Linked DNA regions of Homo sapiens: region 2 is linked to region 1. A link is a contact called in ENCODE Hi-C or POLR2A ChIA-PET data. All regions are on one chromosome and are shown on one strand. The core of a region is the stretch at or near the end of the contact, and the rest is flanking DNA. Distances in the headings are between cores, read along the strand shown.

The links. A loop is a pair of places that touch in the nucleus more often than their neighbours do. ChIA-PET counts read pairs that join two places held with the same protein, here RNA polymerase II (POLR2A). Pooled maps may share reads with other maps.
Region 2: a map of sigmoid colon shows a loop between it and region 1 (2.4-fold over the local background). The contact joins two enhancer-like sites. A Hi-C loop is called at or near these places in 1 of 168 maps with a recorded cell type or tissue (sigmoid colon) and 13 of 50 pooled maps. POLR2A ChIA-PET finds 5 or more read pairs at or near these places in 1 of 52 experiments (WTC11).

Annotation. Positions count from the first base shown.
Region 1 is chr12:67,678,382-67,683,123 of GRCh38, reverse strand. It overlaps LOC105369816 (a long non-coding RNA gene), which reads right to left. Exons shown (of 3, transcript XR_945052.3): 1 at 4,376-4,742; 2 at 4,152-4,261; 3 at 1-1,892. Among named protein-coding and RNA genes, the nearest start is that of DYRK2, 32 kb to the right of the region's middle. Within about 2 kb of position 1,812, at least 5 of the 41 ENCODE cell types and tissues checked have a DNase peak (open chromatin) inside an H3K27ac peak, as active enhancers do.
Region 2 is chr12:67,826,267-67,831,008 of GRCh38, reverse strand. No RefSeq gene overlaps it. Among named protein-coding and RNA genes, the nearest start is that of LINC02421, 99 kb to the right of the region's middle. RefSeq lists an enhancer at 2,076-3,275. Within about 2 kb of position 2,773, at least 15 of the 41 ENCODE cell types and tissues checked have a DNase peak (open chromatin) inside an H3K27ac peak, as active enhancers do.

The sequences.
Region 1 (4,742 bases), core at 563-3,062:
AGTGCCTCAGTGTGATATCACTACAATTAACAAATTTATATAAGATACTTGAAACCCTATTTTGACTTCTCAAATGTAGACACAATATCTCTTAATTCTTTTTATTTCTGATGAAAAGAATCCAACATCATTACATCTTGTTCCTTTGCTCCTTCCCTCTCTCCTAACCTCCATTCCAGTGTACTATTGTTTTCACACTTGTCCTATAACTACAATTAATCTTTGATGCATTGTCTATAAATTGATTTTTTAAACTGAAAACTGAAAAGTAGCATTCATAATATTCGTAGGGAGATCATTGTTCACTGCAGAACCAAGCACAGCTGTGCCCTTGAGCCTATAGAGGAGACGTAACTCTTGTCAATAAACCTTTGCTATTGGAAGAAGAAAATTACTTCACAGTTTGGAGAGTGTTTGGATGATACCTTATCACAATGACCTACCATGCCTTTGCCTTGTCACAAGACCACTCAGCTTCTCAGTCATTCAATTTATAGAAGAAATCCATGTCCTCCTGAAAGAGATTCTTCACAGAGCATCTGACTTCTGGTTCTAATTCAGACTGATGGCTTTCTAGGCCTGCCTCAAGGTTGTCATCCTGGAATTATATTTCATTACAATCTTGGGTGAGATCCACTGTTCCTTAGAGGCCATGGCTTCCTCCTACTTGGATTCTTTTTTGTTTTGCTTCAGTAATTCTTTCAGAAATAGTCTGTGGGTGGTAAATGGTCTGAGTTCTTGCATGCTTGAAAATGCCTCACTCTTGATCGATTGATAGTTTGGCTAAGTAGAGAATTTTAGGTTCAAAAAACTTTATTTTACACATTTTGAAGGCATGCTTCTTGTTTTGTTTTTCTTAGCATTTACAGTTGCTGATGATCTATCTAATACCAATTGGATTCTCACTGAGTAATCTATTCTTTTGGCTTTTAGACTCTTCCCTTTATTCTCAATATCTAAAATGTCACAAGAATGTGCCTTGGGCTAAGTTTGTTCATTCATCCTATTTTGCATTCTCTAGGGTTCTTACAATCTCAAGTCCTATTTCCTCACTTATGGAAAATTCTCTCTTATTCTTTGTTTTGTCTCTTTCTGAACATCCCTTTGGATGCTTCTCTAATCTCTTCACTTTTCTCCCACATTTTCCATCCTTTATCTTTTTGCACTACATTTAGAGCAGTTTCTTCAACTTTTTCTCCCAGGTCTTCCCTTGAATTTCTAACTTTAACAATTACTTTTTCATTTTAATAACTATTTATTTTGTTTTAGTTGTTCTTTCTTAGCAATCTAATTTTGCACTAAAAATGCTTTCTCTCGACTTTGTTTCCATGAGGATACTACATAGAATAAAGAATTTTCTATGTCCTGAATTATCTATTTCCTCCAGAGTCAGGGTATTTTTTCTCTCAACCTGCTCTTTTGTCCTCATTTTTCTTCAGGTTTTCATAATCCTTGGCTATAGATTCATACCTACAACTGAGGTAAGTCACCTCATTCAATGCAGATAGCTCGGCCTTGTCCAGCTCTCTCTTGTCTACACAAGTGGCTGTCACTGGCAGCCTTTGCTTTAGACCTTGTAGTGAAAGAAGAGGAGGTTGGAGGTCCCCCTCCCTACTTCTCCCACTTCCCAGCAAAAGTGGGAAGAAGTTTACTCAGATGAGGCATCACCCCAACTAGGGCTCCTTCTCACGAAGACTATTCAATTATTTTAAATATTAGTCCTCTGGTTTTAGCCTGAGCATGTGATGCAGGGAAGGAGAACATGGACTATGACTCACGCAGTTATTCCACAGTTGATTTCTTTCCAACTCTCCTTTCATACTCCAAGTGTTGAGCTTCTCTCTGGGTCTGTTGCCAGGAAAAATAGCTCTAGCCTCTACTGCAGCCTTCTCCTGTGAATGTGATTTAAGCTGTTAATACAATTCCAAGTATTCCCACTTTCAAGAAACTTATCTATATCCCTAGTTCCTGATGCCCTTTCTTCTGTACCGAGTAGTCTTTAATTTATTACCCTTAGTTCTTCTTTGCTGACATTTCTATGAGATTTAAAGTAGAAAGGAGATATGTGCTGTGTCTGCCATCTTGAATGAGAATTCTCTTTGCCTCTTTGGACATCTTTGTGCTTTTCTCATTTTGAGGCAAAAGACTCCATATAGCTTCTTCTCAAGGCCATAGGACAATACAAACAATTCCTTAATTTATCTTCTACTTGTCAGCTCTCCAAATATTTGAAACTAGTTTTATATTCTCCTATGGTGTCCAGGATAAATATTTCTAATTCCACTAACCATACCTCACTGAAATTTTGGTACTATCATTCCAATCATTTTCTTCTGAACTTTCCCCACCTTCTTAAATAATTCAATGCAATACCTAAGGTACTAATGCTCGAAACTACTTCAGAGTAACCTAGTCTTCCCTACTACATCACATACACACAATGGCCAGCTACTTCCTTCCCTTCCCTAGGCAAATAAAATTAATATTACATCTCTACCAGCTGCTGTGAAAACTCTATGCAATGGCGACATATTTAAAAGCCATGAAATTATGAGAAAATAGAATTTCTGTCCGAGAATTTCCAGGCCCCCTAGCATAACTTCTAACTTGTACATAATTACTTTATCACAGAAATAAACGTTATTCAAAAATTCTTAGTTTTAGTCACTTTGGAAAGAATAATACTATGTGTTAAGAAAGAAATTTGGGATAACTGTTCCTAAGCTGATTAAAGTATGCAGTTGAAGCCACTATATACATATATACATATATTTTTTTCTTCAGTTATTTGAACTGGAACTCCAAAACTCCAACACATTTCCCATTTCTCATGAGCAAAAATGAACACTTTTCTAAGAGCCTCACATTATTGTAAAATTGCCACTAATTAAAATGTGTGTAATATTTAAAAATCAATAAAAAGAGGGTAAAGGTAAGTATTATATCCACCTAAAACAGTATCACTATAGTGACATCCCTTTATAACAACGTTTAAGAAAATTAAATAAAATATTGTCTTACAAAGTTACATGGTACAGTTCTCAACTAACACAAAGATTTTTCTAATACGTGTAGCTTCCTTGGAATTTTCTTTGCCCCAGTTCCTTGGAGAGACTACTTGTAAACCCCAAAAGAAAAAGGTTTTTTAATATGTGTAGGGAAAGATTTATTTCAGATGTATTTTTAAAACGAGATATTTAATAGGAATTTAAAAGATGTTTTCAAAATCTACATATTTGTTTATCTGTTGAAAAGAATTAAGAAACTATTTCACGCTAAGCACTAGTGATTTATTAATATAATGAAAAAACTTTCAGTCTCTATTCTCATAGATCTTGCACAGGTGAAAGATATATTGATTCAAATTTGTTAAAGCACTTTTTTTTCTACACTTTGTTTAAGGGAGATTTAAATGCGCACCAAATATATGCCGGCCTGGAGAAGGCAAAAAGCCTGGCAGCGGCCGGGCGTGGGGGCTCACACCTGTAATCCCAGCACTTTGGGAGGCCGAGGCGGGCGGATCACAAGGTCGGGAGATCGAGACCATCCTGGCTAACACGGTGAAACCCCGTCTCTACTAAAAAAATACAAAAAATTAGCCGGGTGTGGTGGCGGCCTGTTGTCCCAGCTACTCAGAAGGCTGAGGCAGGAGAATGGCGTGAACCCGGGAGGCGGAGCTTGCAGTGAGCCGAGATCGCGCCACTGCACTCCAGCCTGGGCGACAGAGTGAGACTCCGTCTCAAAAAAAAAAAAAAAAAAAAAAAAAAAGCCTAGCATCTTTTCCATTCTCTGGGTCCAATGCACTGTGTCAATAACACTTGTGCAGTGTTGGCTATGAAGATTCAGCAGTGAAAATTTAGTTGGAAGTTAAGAATACACCTCAGGAAAAAATTATTTCATTACCCCATTCTTATTTTCTCTGATCAATGAGAATTTGGAGACCAGACATTCCCGTTTCTACAGTTGCATGGCGACACCTGCATGCCCAGTATTGGTGGTCCTGTTGAATCTCCTACTTGTAATACTGGGTCTCCTGCAAGCCTCGTAAAATGCATGCTCTGCCCTGGACAGCCATCTTTAGTTCACAGGGCACACCTGCTCATTCACACTTCCTTTCCTTTGCCTGAAATGCACTTGCTATTCTCATTTACCTGGAGTCTTCTTACTTCTGTTTCAAGGCTCAGCTCAAACACTGCTTCCTCGGGGAAGCCTTCACTGACTCCCGGGGTGGTGAGTCAGCTCAGTGGCCTTGTAGCAACAACTGTGAGAAAAGACAGAGCAGGAAATGGATCTCGGCTCTAGTTCTTACCAGATTTGTAGTTATGTAAACTTTCTGAATCTTAGTTTTTCCCATCTATAAAATACAGATACTTACCTTGCAGGGCTGTTTTGAGGATGAAATGCAATGGTGAAGATAAAGTCCCTACACAGAGAGCTTGGCATGACAGCACACAGTGTTTTCTATCCTCCTTGTTTTTAGCCACACCTTTGAAAGGCAGGAACTTAAAATCTCATGCTTAGATCCACCATGGTCTCTATTATGGAAATCATTTGGAAAACAATAATATGAAGTTAAAATTAAAGCCAGCATTATTAATCAAAGCTTGTTAAAGATTTTCCAATTATTTACAAAGCTCTTTCATGTAAAGTATGACTATGAAATAATTAGAATGATCTTTTACTTGAAATGTATACAAGCAATACTTTCAAAGATGCTGATCAAAAGCCTCAGCACTCTGTGT
Region 2 (4,742 bases), core at 1,524-4,023, 150 kb before region 1:
TGAGACTCCGTCTCAAAAAAAAAAAAAAAAAAAATAGTAACAACAATAAAACGTAGGAAAAAACTTAGCTTCTATACTCCTTTTGCTTTCTAAAAAATTGCATATTAATCTAAGTCACATGTTCCATTAAGCCTTGCAACATAAAAGCAATAGAAATAAAACAGAACTAGTCTTAATAGATGTGTTTTCAAGACCAAGGAAAAGAAAGTCCCATGAGAATTTTCTATTATCTAAGCATGCACAGGAAATTTCACAAAGGATACTTAAAGCAAATTACTGGAATTTGGTGAGCTGGTTTTCTCCCATGAATATATTCACTGGGCCTCACCAGCATAGTGATAAAGAATAGTCCTCAGTTGACATCTAAATTAAAAAGTCAAATTTTCTAATTTATTAGAAAATAATAAAAGAAATAGTTGATTTATTTCTCCATTAGTGTTTGCCATAGTACCTAGTAGCATGCATTCATTTGACCAGTTTCCCTGGGGTATTAGTTAGCAAACTTCCTGGGGGTCTTTGGAACTTAAATAAATAAAGCAGATTCAACAGATAAGGTGCATTACTGTACGAAAATTTTTATGGCTTTAGCAGAGAACAGAATCCAACACCCATACTCATTTATAGACCTGATTAACAAGAAATTTTCTCCAAGCAGATGGAGCATGAAAACTGCTGCCCCTTGGAATCAGTTTTCTAACTGAGTTTAATATTTGCATTTGGTTTTCCACTGTTATTATTATTATTGCCATTTTAACTTATGCATTCCCGCCATAGCATATGCCTCTAGGTACAAGAGGAAGGAAAAATTCAATTTTAGTGTTTGTCTTATTTGCACTTTACTTGATGCAATTTGGTTTGCCACATGGAGTGAATAAAGCTGTCATGTTATTTTTTTTTTCAAGAAGAACACAATAACTATAATGGACTGTGCATTCATTACTGAGTAGATTCATTTTTTTCTCCCATTGAAGGGCATAAAAGAGGGGATAATTTCAAAGTGAATTGAATTGTGTCTGGTGAATCATGATGCGCATTTCCGACCAAGGCATAAAACACGTCCCAGCTTTTCTGCCAGCATTTTTTTGAAGAATATTACTCAGAATGCAGTAAAGCCATATTTGTTTGGTTTTTTGCTTGTATGTACTAATTTTCTGCGGGAAAATGTAAATTAAAAGATAACCTTTGACTTCCAGAAAGTATGCTCTATGATGGAGTCTTGGCTTGCTTTCCTGGGGGACTTGAATTTCTCTTCCTTTTTTCTTATTTTACATTACCTCCTTAACATTTTCACCTACCATCTAGCTATTGCCAAATTTTTCCCTAGATGTTAAAGATCTTAGCTGTGTTCATACTACCATTCAAACATGCCTGGCCCCATCTGGAGATTCACTGTAGGGGACCCTTCAGAGCTCTGTTGGCATGAAGTACTCAAGATCTCACTAGGAAATAGCTCATTATAAGAACAGATTTGAGGGGAATACATTTGAAGACAGTGGGATAGGGTTGGAGGAGAGGATCATTTGGGTAATAACATTATCATTCAGATCATTCCCCATTTGGTTTCCTTGGAGGGCTCACACCTGTAATCCTAGCACTTTGGGAGGTCAAGGCAGGAGGATCACTTGAGGCCAGGACTTTGTGACCAGCCTGAGTAATATAAGACCTCATTTCCATAAACAAATTTTTTTTTAAATTTTAAGAGCTGTTTTTACAAAAAATCTTTAGATATTGAGAGCACAAAGAAGTGCTTTTGTGTAACCTAGGTAACTCATGGCAGTAATACAAATAATTAACATTTATTGAGCTCTTCTAATTAGTAAACATTTTGCATACATTATCTAATCCAATCATCACAGTGATCCAATGATATGGTCATTATTTTCTCCAATTAAGGCTTAAAAGGGATGTGTAACTTGCCTGTGGACACATAGCTCAAACATGGCAGATCCAGGATTCTATGTACATCTCTCTGAATTTAAAATCCACACTCTTGACCACCTAACAATACTGTCTTTCACCAAGAAGAACTGGAGCATGCTGTAGTACAGAAAGAAATGATGGACTGAGAAGTCATCATATGGGCCTACATCTGCAATGGAGGGTGGGAGAACAGTGGGCTTTAATGCACACTGAAAATGGATGCCTAATGCCTGCATACACTTATCAGAAGCCTCTTGTTGGCTTCTTGGCAACCTCTCAGCTGCTGAGCAGAGAAGAAGAAAGTGGCTCCTGGCAGATGGTGGCCAAGATGAGAATACAAGTGAAGTAACTCCTGGACTTCCCAGAACAATTAGGGAGAGATTCAAAGGTAACTGAAATTCTTGTAGGGGAAACTGGGGGCAAACTAAAGCAAATTCTGTTTGGTTACTGTTTTTAACTCCAGGCTGGGTAGGCCTAGGGAAGCAGGATATGCAACGAACCCCACAAATCAGGATTTTGCTTATGATAAAACAAGGCAAATGGCCCCCTGCTTTCATCTTTTGATGCTCTTTAATTTTAGCTAGTGACTTCTGAAAGAATAAAAACAACTCTGAACTGCTCTATTTTCTTCCCTCCAAGCTTGCTTGGAACAGGACACGTTTCTGCTTTTTTCTCCCTAACTTCATTTATTATTCAAAAACTATTGCTAAGTATAGGCCTTTTACCCAATCAAAAAGTTCTAGATCCTCTATCCTATTGGGCCGCCCACTCTGTCTAAGAGACAGTGAGCAAGGTACTGGGGTATTCCAAGATGACTAAGCCACGGTTCCCTGCTCTGACTCACTTTCATTCTTACGGAGGGAGAGAGATCAGTGTATCACTAACCACACACAAGACAAAATAAGACAGATCTACACGGAGGCAAAGTAACAAAATGCACAGGGTGCTTTAGGCAACAAGTGGCATTCTTGCATGGGGGCTTTGCCTGTCTTCTGGCGTATGTTTTGGTAGGTGTTATTTCACACTATTCTTCCCGGCCTTCCCACTCTGCTCCTGCAGTGATGTCATACTCCCTGGGCTGTCTCTACAGTCACTTTCTTTTTCCCTTTCTAAGTAAATCCTGTCTCAGACACCCACTGAAATCTCTAAGATCCTTCTCAGAACCACCTTCAAATCAAGCTACTAACAGCATGTTCTTGCCAACCATTACTCTCTAAGTCCATCTGTCTTCCTGTCTGCTCAGACGAGTCAAAAAGTATTTCTAGATCTTTAACAATCTTTAAGCCACATGGGGAAAATGCATTTAAACTCGCTAATAAGACCACAGACTAAGGGCAAAGCACTAAGATCGAATTTTATGTACCCAATTACTGCCTTAGATGTCAACCATTCAACAGGGGGTTCTTAATAAGCTATGTAAAAGAGAGTCTTTGAAATGGTTTGGCCTTTTCTCTTTCCTTTATTAGCTAGAGTCTATCCTACTCCACCGAATGAGCAGCTATAAAATGCAGAAGAGAGCAGCGGCAACAAGGAAAAGGCTTCATGATAGCAGGGGCTGGTCTGTGTTACTCACTGCTGTATATACACTGCTTAACGCATAGTGCTACTAAATATTTGCTGAAAGACAGGAGAAAGACAGATTGAATTACACACTGGACTTGACTTGTACCGGATGAACTCTGAGGTGCCTTCTCACTGAGATTTTGTGACCTAGTAAGAGTGAGAACTTAAGTTTGAAAACAATTTACATTAAACTCATCAAATTGTATTGTTTCCTAACCCATGTTCTCAGTATAACAAATTGCTAAACAGTGTTAAGGCCAATATTGGGATCAAATAAGGGAGAATAGAATCCAGGCAATGGAAAGAATTTCAAAAGACCATTTATTTTATCCCCAGTTGGCAACTAAACCATCCCAAAAAAGGATGTAGAATGATCTAATGGGAAGAGTGCAGGCTCTGGAGTCAAAGCTGGGTTTGAATTCCTATTCTGCCACTCACTAGTTGCATGACTTTGGACAAGTTAATATCTTTGAGTCTCTGTTTTCTCTTTTATAAAATACAGGCCATAAGAAAATATCTTGGGGTGTTTGTGTGCCTTGCACAGGCTGCCATAGAGGGACCTCAGAAATGGGTCGGTTCCGTTTCTCCAGAAAGCTGTATGCACATAGTGAAATATTTTTTAAAGTTGTGTCTCAGCTTCCTTTAGGTATCAGCATCTTTCAAATTTCCTGAGCCTTATAATTTTACAAATTCTGGAATTCTGCTGAAATAAAAGGCCTTTTACTTTTTGTTTTTAATGTTTTACTTACTATTTGTTGGACTATCAGTTGAAAAATATCACTGCTTCTGAATCCTCATTTGTACAATAACCCTTCACAAATTTCAAGATCATTATCAAGTCCCTTGTGTGCCTGTTGTTTCCCAGCCCTCACTTTGCTTCATTTTTGAGAGGTTTTAAAGAAAAGAATTCTTTTAAACACTTAGTGTATCATTAGGTCTTAACCTGCTTGAAGACAGGCCCTTGTTTTCACTCTGGCGAAGCAGAACCTAAAACATTAATAGGAATTCTAACTATGGAAGATACATATCAAAGCCAGAGGAAAACAAAGTATTATCTCCTTCTACTAAATGAAGGTTAAACTCCTTCCAAAGACTAAGTTTAAAATAGTTGTTATGCAGCCAGTCAGCATGCAAGGTGACTGGAGATAGAGGAATCTTGGCCCCAGACGGGAAGTGTTTAAAAATGGACAGAGGGTTCTGGGGTAAACTCCTCCAGACCAGAGACTGAGTCTTAATCCACAGCGATTCCCTGGGACCAG